Regions from separate parts of the Homo sapiens genome. Here regions 1 and 3 are each linked to region 2. A link is a contact called in ENCODE Hi-C data. All regions are on one chromosome and are shown on one strand. Each heading gives the region's core, a stretch centred on a gene start or an enhancer-like site at or near the end of the contact. The rest is flanking DNA. Distances are from core to core; before and after follow the strand shown. Region 1 holds the start of PFKFB3 (6-phosphofructo-2-kinase/fructose-2,6-biphosphatase 3). Region 2 holds the start of LINC02642 (long intergenic non-protein coding RNA 2642). Region 3 has its middle 26 kb from the start of LINC02649.

What was found. Hi-C counts contacts between places; a loop is a spot of excess contacts on that map. Pooled maps may share reads with other maps.
Region 1: a pooled map shows a loop between it and region 2 (2.4-fold over the local background). The contact joins the promoter of PFKFB3 here to the promoter of LINC02642 in region 2. A Hi-C loop is called at or near these places in 1 of 168 maps with a recorded cell type or tissue (naive thymus-derived CD4-positive, alpha-beta T cell), 1 of 37 single-sample maps with no recorded cell type and 6 of 50 pooled maps.
Region 3: a pooled map shows a loop between it and region 2 (6-fold over the local background). The contact joins the enhancer-like site here to the promoter of LINC02642 in region 2. A Hi-C loop is called at or near these places in 1 of 168 maps with a recorded cell type or tissue (heart right ventricle), 4 of 37 single-sample maps with no recorded cell type and 3 of 50 pooled maps.

The regions. Positions count from the first base shown.
Region 1 is chr10:6,201,248-6,204,198 of GRCh38, reverse strand. It overlaps PFKFB3 (6-phosphofructo-2-kinase/fructose-2,6-biphosphatase 3), which reads right to left and starts at 1,267. Exons shown (of 15, transcript NM_004566.4): 1 at 863-1,267. The coding sequence starts at 938. PFKFB3-AS1 (PFKFB3 antisense RNA 1) reads left to right here and starts at 1,442. Exons shown (of 2, transcript XR_007062045.1): 1 at 1,442-1,759. RefSeq lists silencers at 115-194, 425-934, 1,055-1,164, 1,215-1,544, 2,575-2,794, a cis regulatory region at 1,073-1,604 and enhancers at 1,538-2,042, 2,597-2,951.
Region 2 is chr10:7,471,599-7,474,872 of GRCh38, reverse strand. LINC02642 (long intergenic non-protein coding RNA 2642) reads left to right here and starts at 2,024. Exons shown (of 4, transcript NR_184109.1): 1 at 2,024-2,103. RefSeq lists enhancers at 2,576-2,675, 2,686-2,885.
Region 3 is chr10:6,299,163-6,302,153 of GRCh38, reverse strand. It overlaps a transcript of PFKFB3 not described here. Among named protein-coding and RNA genes, the nearest start is that of LINC02649, 26 kb to the left of the region's middle. RefSeq lists an enhancer at 2,068-2,991. Within about 2 kb of position 1,618, at least 15 of the 41 ENCODE cell types and tissues checked have a DNase peak (open chromatin) inside an H3K27ac peak, as active enhancers do; they include heart right ventricle, where a contact is called at or near this core.

The DNA.
Region 1 (2,951 bases), core at 18-2,517, 1.3 Mb after region 2:
CGCGGCGGCGCTCCGCAGCTGAGGTGGAGCTCGAGGTAACCCTCTCCCAAGCGATCGCTGGTGGCGGGGGCGGCGACCGGCGGGGCGGGGCAGGGTACTGCCAGCCAATTCCGAGCACCGGGGGGTGCGTGCGCCCGGGGCGCGTGGAGCAGCGCCAACCGTGCACTCACCAACCCACCGACCCTCCCCAAAGCCGGGGACACAGGCGTGGCTCCAGGTGGCTCTCCTGGCGCCCCCAGCACGGGCGCCCCCATGGCACTGGAGATGCACGGAAGAGAGAGAAGGAGAGAGAAAGAGATAAAAGCAGAAAGAAACAGTGGGAGAGGAAGGAGGTAGAAACAGAGAAAAACAGAGACATATATATCGAAAGAGAAAACAGGACAGAGAAATAGGTTATTAAGTGAAGCGAGGGGATAGGAATGCATAGCAAGGCGGGAGAGGAGATGGAAACATGCAGAGAGAGGAGATCCGGACGGTGAAAAGGGGCGGAGGCGCGAGCGGCCGGGTCCCTGGGCTGCGCTCCGGCGACGGCCGCCCGAGACGGGTGTCGAGGACAGGGATCGCGGAGGATGTGGATCCCCTCCCTGGCCTGCCCAGGCGCGCGCGTCCCTCCGTCTCGGGGTACGCAGCCCGGCCGGGCGCACTCGCCGTTTCCGGGCCGGCGGGGCAGCCACCGGGACAAGGGCCACAGCGCCCCCGCCGCCCGGCCAAGGACGCGCAGCCCGCGCCTCCGCCCCGCCCCGCCGGCGCGACCCGCACGGGCGCGCCCCCCGCAGAGGGGCGTCGGCACAAAGCCGCCCCACACAATGGCCCGGCCCGGCGCAGCCCGCCCTGCAACCCGGCTCCGCGCAGCTGCACTCACATCTGGGCAACGAGGGCCTGTGGTCCACGGGCACCCAGATCTTCTGCACTCGGCTCTGCGTCAGTTCCAACGGCATCTTCGCGGCTGCGCCCGACGGCCCGCCTCCCGGGGCCGAGATCCCGACGCTGGCAGGAGAGCGGCCGCCGACCCCCGGAACAAAGGAGGAGAGGGGGGCGTGCGCCGGCGCGCGGCCGGGCGTTTCCTGCGCTGCCAGGGGAAACGTGCTTTGGGCTAAGTTCCGGACCCTCGCCTGTGCGGGGCTCGACGTGTGCTGCGAGGGTAGCGAGGCTGGGGATGCCCGGCACGGCCGGCTCGTCCGCTCGGAAAGCTCTGGGATGCTCGGGCGCAGTGACAGCCGCGCTCTCGCCACCAGGCCCTGCTGCTCGCCTCCTCTCCGGCTTGGCTGGGATGCCCCGCGCACCGCCGGCTTTTAAAGAGTCCGGGCTGGCCGCAGACGCGTACGTCAGCCTCGGGGCGGGCCGCATTCCTTGGGTCCCAGCCCCCTTCCACGTGGGGAGGAGGGTGGGCGAGCCGGGAAGCAGCCTGCGAGCTCCCCCTGCGGGCCGGCGACGGCGGTGCACCAGCTCCCGCCGCCCTGCCCCGGGCCTGGAGCGCGCCCAGCCCTGCTGAAGGGTCCTGGCTGCTGTTATCCCCTCGTCCCGTTGTCCCCTCGGGACGTCTGGCACAGCTTCCCCGACTAATTCCGGCCCCTCACCTCAACTGTGCTGGCCGGGAGGAGAGCAGAGACGCAGTCCTGCCCAGTGTAGACCGTGGACCCCGCAGCCGAATCCCTTGGGAAGCTGCTTAAAGTGCATCCTACCAATGCAGCTCCTTTAGGGCCATGGAGCCCCAATACTCTGCATTCCTAACACGCGCTGTGGGGCAGGCGCAGTCCAGGTAAGGACATGGGCCAGGCTGCTCCCTGATAATACCCGTGAGCCCATCCCCCGCCACGACCCGGGCGACCCGCGGGGAGGAGGCTTCCCTGATCCTCCCACCTCACCTCGTCCTTGTCCACTTTGCTGAATCCCTTAGAAACCTGGACTTGAACTGAGCCTTGCTCCCCTCCCCTAGCCCAAAGACTGGGAACCTTGAGAGGCCCGCGGTGCTGGGTACGAGGAGGGGGCGGGAAAGCCCCGGGGAGCTGGACTGAAGTGGACTGGGGCTGGGGGCAGCTGGCATCTGGTTTTCACACTCACCATGTACACCATTCAATAAACCTTTATCGCCCCGAGTAGAAGAATGAATAAAACTAGACCCATTTCGATCTGCAATTCATTACCTAAGTCGAGGGAAAACTATTGGGGGCGGCCCCTTATTAGGCAGACTCCTAAAATTCACTCCGTTATCCTGCACACCCTGCAGCTCTGCCTCCCCACTTTTTGGTGCATGCGTGCCCCGTCTCCTTTCCCGGCCCTCGCAGTTTGCACCAGCTCGCGACTTGTGACAGTCGTGCAGTCAGGTCAGAGGCGTGCGGGGAAGATCTGGGTTGCTTTTGGTGGGGAACCGCCGCCCGCGCCGGGACGGATGTAACTTTTGCAAACGAAGCCTCAGTACGGGAGCGCTGCGCCGCCTTGCAGAGAGGTGCACACTTAGCGCTGAGGCTGGGCTGTGATTGGAGGGAAGGCGGCGCTCGCTGAAACCTACACCGCGGCGGAAAAGTCTGCGCAGAGGCTGCCACACGTCGCTCACGTCCCGCATGCTCCACAGGGAGGGCGCCCGCGCCCAGGCGGCGACCGGGGCTGCTCCCGCCCCGCGCGCCCGCCCCACCCGGGCCTCCACTCCTCCCGACCCGCCGCCTGCCGAGGGGCCCCGGAACGCGCAACATCGGCCACCTGGCCTGTGCCCCGCCACCCTCCCCCACGCCTCGACCCCCACTCCCCCTCCCGCCTCGACCCCCACTCCGGCACCCCGCCCCCCGCGCCGCCCTCTCAGAGCCCCTGTTCCCGCGACAGCTTTGCTGACGGTCTGGTTTCCGCGCTCTGGCGGCTGTTCAGAAACCCGATGCGTTGCATTTGGACTTGTTTTCTGCAGTGGGAGCACATGCCAGAGGCGACACCCTAAACGCCCAGGGGAGAGTCCCACTCCA
Region 2 (3,274 bases), core at 775-3,274:
GGGCGTGGTGGCGCACGCCTTCAATCCTACCTACTGGGGAGGTTGAGACACGAGAATCACTTGAACCCAGGAGGCAGAGGTTGCAGTGAGCTGAGATCACGCCACTGCACTCCAGCCTAGGTGACAGCGCGAGACTCCACCTCAAAAAAATAAATAAAAATAGAAAATAAAAAAGGTGACTGGAGGGTCCCTGTGAGTGAGGCTGGGGCCCGTGAGAGTAGAGCTCAGTTCTTGGAGACTGAAGACTCATGGGAGGAACTCAGCAGGCAGAGGCCTCAGGGCGCTGCTGGGACTCTCAAACCACATTCTGCTACAGCCAGCTGCACCTGGAGGGGAAAGAGAAGTCCATTCAAATAATCAGAGATGTCCTGGGCTCATCGGGACCACTCAGCTGTTGCCTGTCCTAAGAGTACTTAGAAGAACTTGCAGTGAAATTTCCAAATAGAAGGGGGGGGGGGCGTAATTAATTATCCATCCCTTTGGGATATTGGAAAAATGCCCTCGGGTTATCCATTACCCTCTGTTAATCAGGACGGACTAGAATTCCATGATAATAAACAAGGCCCCAGATCTCACTGGTTTAAAACAGCAAATGGGCTGGGCGCGGTGGCTCATGCCTGTAATCCCAGCACTTTGGGAGGCCGAGGTGGGCAGATCACCTGAGGTCAGGAGTTCAAGACCAGCCTGACCAACATGGTGAAACCCCATCTCTACTAAAAATAAAAATAAAAAAAAATTAGCTGGGTGTGGTGCCAGATTCCTGTAGTCCCAGCTACTCGGGAGGCTGAGGCAGGAGAATCACCTGAACCCAGGAGGCAGAGTTTGCAGTGAGCCGAGATCACGCCATTGCACTCCAGCCTGGGTGACAAGAGTAAAACTCTGTCCCCCTCCCCCAAAAAAAATTAAAAAATTAAATAAAACAGCAAATGTCTGTTTCTCATTCATGCCACATGGCCATCACAGGTTAGCTGGTGTGTGCTCTGGTGAGGCACCAAGGTCCTCCCCATTCCTCCCTCCCCCCAGCCCCTGGCAACTGCTAACCTACCTTCTGTCTCTATGGATTTGCCTATTCTGGACATTGCATATAAATGGAATCATAATATGTGGCTTTTTGTGCCTGGCTCCTTTCCCTGAGCAGGGTGTTTTCAAGGTTCATTCATGTCATAACATGTCTCAACACTTCATTCCTTTTTAATGGCTGAATAATACTCCATTGTTTGAATATACCACATTTTGTTTATCCATTCATCATTTAATGGCCATTTGAATTATTCCACTTTTTTTGTCTATAATGAATAATGCTGCTGCTATGAGCAGCTTTTGTGGCATTCCATATGTTTTTGTATGTTGTATTTTCATTTTCCTTCATCTGTAAGTATTTTCAAATTTCCCTTGTGATTTTTTTTCTTTGATTCATTGGTTATTAGGAATGTATTGTTTAATTCCACATATTTGGGATTTTCTCAACTCTCTCTGCTATTGATTTTGAATTTAATGTGAAACTTTTCACAGTTGTTGATTTTGTACAAACCTACCAAGAAGTAGACATTGTGGACAATTCCACGTGACCCCCATATTGACCACCGATAGTTTCTAAGTGCTTTATGAACTTGCAGACTTGTGTTTTATTCTTCTTTCTTTTCTTTTTCTTTTTAAGAAACATATGATGCAGATACATGGGTGGGCTTATTAGTTCCTTATTTGTGTTAGAATAATGACCATCCCCAAAAGATGTCCATATCCCAGGGCCTGGAACCTGTGAATCTGTTACCTTAGATGGCAAAGGGACTTTGCAGATGTGATTGAGTTAAGGAACTTGATATGGGGAGGTTATCCCAGATTATTCAGTGGGACCCAGTGTAATCACAAGGGTCCTGATAAGAGACTGGCAGGACAGTCAGGGTGAGAAAGGAGATGCAGAGGCAAAATCAGAGGCTGTAGTGACGAGCTCTGAGGATGGAGGAGGGGGCTACCAGCTAACGAACGTAGGCGGCCTTTAGAAGCTGCAAAAGGTAAAGAAATAGCTTCTCCTTTAGAGCCTCAAGAAGGAATGAAGCTCTGCCAACAGTTTGATTTTAGCCCCAAACTCTGATCTTCAAAATTGTAAGTAAATAAATTTGTGTTATTTTAAAAGCCGCTAAATTTCTGGTAATGTGACAATAGAAAACAAATACACCAAGGAATGAATGATTTCATTTTGCAGTTTTTTTTATAATTCTAGCAGTTTGGCAAAAGAGAGTAAGGGCTAAACACCTGGCTTATGGAGTCAGATGACCTGAATCCAAACTCTGGTGAGAAGCTCTATGAATTGGGCATATTACTTAACTTGCTTAGGTTTCAATGTACATTTTTGGAAAAATGAATCCATCTCGTAAGATTGTTGTAAGGATTAAATGAGTTACTGCAGTAATACTGGTACAACAGTGTCTGGCTCACAGTAAACACTCAACAAATTTTAGTTGATTTATAGAACATGTTGTTGCACATTTCAGCAAATACTAGAGCTAGGAAGTAGAATTGTGTTGAGAATTCTGCATTGCTGTGTCCGGATTGCTGCTGTCACAGCCATATTAATTGCTTACAAATCAGAGAATGAGCATTCTGAGCAGCACGTGGTCCCAGGCTGTAGGTGTCTGCAGCGCTCAGGAAAAGCCCCGATGCTCCCCAGCAGCTGCACCTGCTCCCTTGGGAAGGAGTCTCTTTTTTGTTCCTCTTTCAGTTTCTGAAGAGAACAGAACATTTGCGCCATCTGGTTTGGGTCGTTATTTTAACCCAGTTTCATTTCCGTTTATAAAGGTATTAAATACTCCAGGCTATATTTGAAACAGTTTCAGGATCAGCATGACTGTAGTGTTCCTGGCTTAACCCTGAGAGGTTGCTGTTCCCAGTGACTATCTAGGCTGAAGCCCATGTAGGATTTGAAGAGACTGATCCAGGCTTTATGAGTGGCTGCGACCATGCTGTATGTGTGTATGTGTGTGTGTACACCGCCTAAGTGTGTTCATTTCAGCCACAGCAAGAGTTATGTTACAAGGATAGCATAGACAGCCCTGCCTATTGCAAGAGTAATGCATCAGGTGTGAAACAGATCTTTAATGCTGTGTGAAGCAGGCTCTTTTAAGGTCAGCCAGACTTTCTGGGGAAAAAGAAACTATTGCCTAACCCTTCAGGTCATGGAGACTTATGTTTTTGTGTTTTTCTCGCAGTTTTACAGTTTTAGCACCTACATTTAAGTCTTTGATCCCTTTTGTGTTCATTTTTATGGATAGTGAGA
Region 3 (2,991 bases), core at 369-2,868, 1.2 Mb after region 2:
GAACCTGGGAGACAGAAGTTGCAGTGAGCCAAAATCATGCCACTGCACTCCAGCCTGGGTGACAGAGCAAGACTCTGTTTCAAAAAAAAAAAAGAAAAAGAAAAGAAAAGAAAAATCGCAAGTATGTTACCTTCGTATAAATAACAAAGTTAGCTCACTTCTCTGTTTCCTCCTGTTAGGAAGTGGATAAAGCAAAATGATCATCCAGTCACTAACCTGTGTGGTGGGGAACTTACGAGGTTGGTTAGTCATTAATCAGAGCAGATAATAAAGCATGTGACTCTCAGCCCAGTTCTCTGCACTGGAATAATGTGATCCTCATTTCCTGAAATTTAGTCATAACGAAGGAAGTGATTTGAAATTAGCTTCTCTTATAAAGATAGAGGAATCCTGATGAATTAGAGCTCCCTTTCACCTGGGACTTGCCTCCATCACACTTGGCGATCCCCACACCGCCCTTTGAGCTGAGCTGCTCTTGAGGGCAGACGAACTGCCCTACTGGGTCAAGTTGTCATCAGTTACATCCATCAGTGCTTTCCAGAGAAAATAAAAGGGTACTTTCCTCAATCTATCTGTTATTGCAGTAAGTAAAAAACCTGAAAATCCAGATTAGCACAATTCATCTTCAATGAGGATTCTTCACTTTAGGAAACAATGTGCTTCTCTGGGGCACTAAAAACAAGTTTATTTCCAAAACAAATTTTGATCAATGCTCAACAGTTTTTAAGGATGTATCTCAAATGATCTAAGAATATGCATCGACCATTATTTATAAGTAAGGGTGAAGGAAATGCACCTTTATGAAGTCCCTGAAGCACCCAGGGACTGTACCAGATGCCTTACAGGTGTACATATGTACTAGGTATAAAGGTTAGTTTCCTAATCTAGGTATGTGTAAATCCTCATCTTACTTTATTTCCTTGAGTCAAAGTCAATTCCAAGTCACCATTCCATTGAGATAATGAAAAGCCCAATGGTGGATGCCTCCTCCTAGTCAACATCTCCCCCCAAATTATAGGAAGGCACACAGAGCAAGATATCATCTCATGTTCACATGGCCCACGAAGTCTGGCCATGCCAAGCTTGGGCAGAGGAATCTTCTGCAAGATGGCAGCTTCCACTGTTACGGACCAGCCTCCATGGTGCACCAGAAAGGCACTCCCCTCAGGTGTCCTCCCACCTTGCTGGATGTTGCCAAAAATAAAAGAACAAGATTCCTCTATTTCTGGCACCCACAGCTTCCTGTCTCCTTTCAAATCCTGCGTAATTACCCTTCTCTCAAAGGCAGTAGCTTCTCTCTAGTACCTACAGCATAATCGCCTCAAGAAACCAAGGCTTCCAGAACTCAAACCCAGGAAGGAATCTAGGAGGATTCCAGAAATCAAGCCCAGGAATGAATCAAACCCAGCTGCACTCAACTCTGGACTTCCACGGTGCCTCGCGAGACTGGCTTTGCTAAGGCAAGGGCTTCTGGGTGGAGTTAATAAGAAAGCAGCATGAAAAGGTGCTTTGAGACACGACACATCGTTTCCTGCTAACGATCAAAGAATATACACAGCTGTTCCCGTTTCGGAGCAGTTCTGGCCCCAGGAGAGAGTTGCTGAGTTGCTTTCTGGAAAAGCTGGCTTTGACTTTTCAAGGCAGCTCATGCTGCTAAAGGTTGCATAGGCACAGAGAGAGGGAGCTGCCGGGGGCATGGGGGAGCCTTCCCTGATGCAACTGAACTTGAGCTGAGCTCACTATGTCTCTAGAATCTACTACCTATTCCTATTCAATAAATACAAGTATTTATTAAACATCTGTTACGTGCCAGGTCCTGTGTCAAATGATGGAGGAAGTGAAAATGCGTAAGACACAGTCTCACTTTGAAGAGTTCTCAGCCTTGTGGGCAAAGGCAGGAAGGTTCATTGTGTGGCTTGAGTGCACACAGGGAGGCTTTAAAGAATGTGAGAGGAATATGAGGAACAGATGCTGCCCTGGAGTGACTCGCATCTCGCCCGAAGAGACAAACAAGGCACCCAACAACCACAGAACCAGTAAGTGCCAAACCATGGGTACTAACCCTAACTACAATGGGTATTCTGAAAAGGCAGAAAAAATTTAAGTGATCTTAGCATAATCAGACTTGGTGAGGCTTAACATTCCTCCCTCTTCACTAAAAAAAAAAAAAAAAAAAAAAAAAAAAGTCTTCTGAACAGGCACTGCACTAGGCTCTGGGAATGCAAGCCTAGGAAAGTCCAAATCGACGCCTTAAAATGTTCAGCAGACAGTGAAGGAAACATGGAGCTCCAAACCAGGGGCTAAGTGCCACCCTCAACACAGCTTCAGGCCTTCACTCTTCCCAGGAACTGGGGACTGTTTCAGAAAGGGGGTGCCATCTCTGCTGAGCTTTGAAGGAAGGGTAGAAGTTAGCCAGGGAGCAAGGTTGGAGGTAAGGGGTTCTAAGCCCAGGAGACGCCAAGAGTATAAAATTGGGTAAATTCCTGAAAAGTCAAGGTCAAGCAATTCCTGTATAAGGAGAAGATTTGGTGAAATCAAAGAGAAGACAAACTTGAGGCCAGTAAATTATTACCCTTTATCGGTCTTAACAGACGGGAACTAACAATATATCCCTGCGAAAGATCAATGCCGGAGTGAGGCTCAAGTTCACCTCCCGCAGCCTGTGACTCACGGCACACTGACTCAGCCATGCTACCTGCAAGGAGGCACGTTAGGACAACGCAGGGACCCAGCACGTGCCAGTGAGTCTCTCTCTGTCCTAACTATGGGATGCCACCCTCCTGGGTCAGCTGACTCACCCCTGCCTGTAAATCCTAGTCAGGTCTGTAGGTGCCTGGGGAAGAATCCTACCTACCTCTGAGTAAAGACAGGAATAGAAGCTGGTTCGTCTAGAGCAGCAACACAACCAACGTTGAAAAAAGCAAACACCATTTCTGAAAATTGCATGCAGAGTGCATGGTATCAACTGACGTGTCTCCCCTAGGAGAGTGA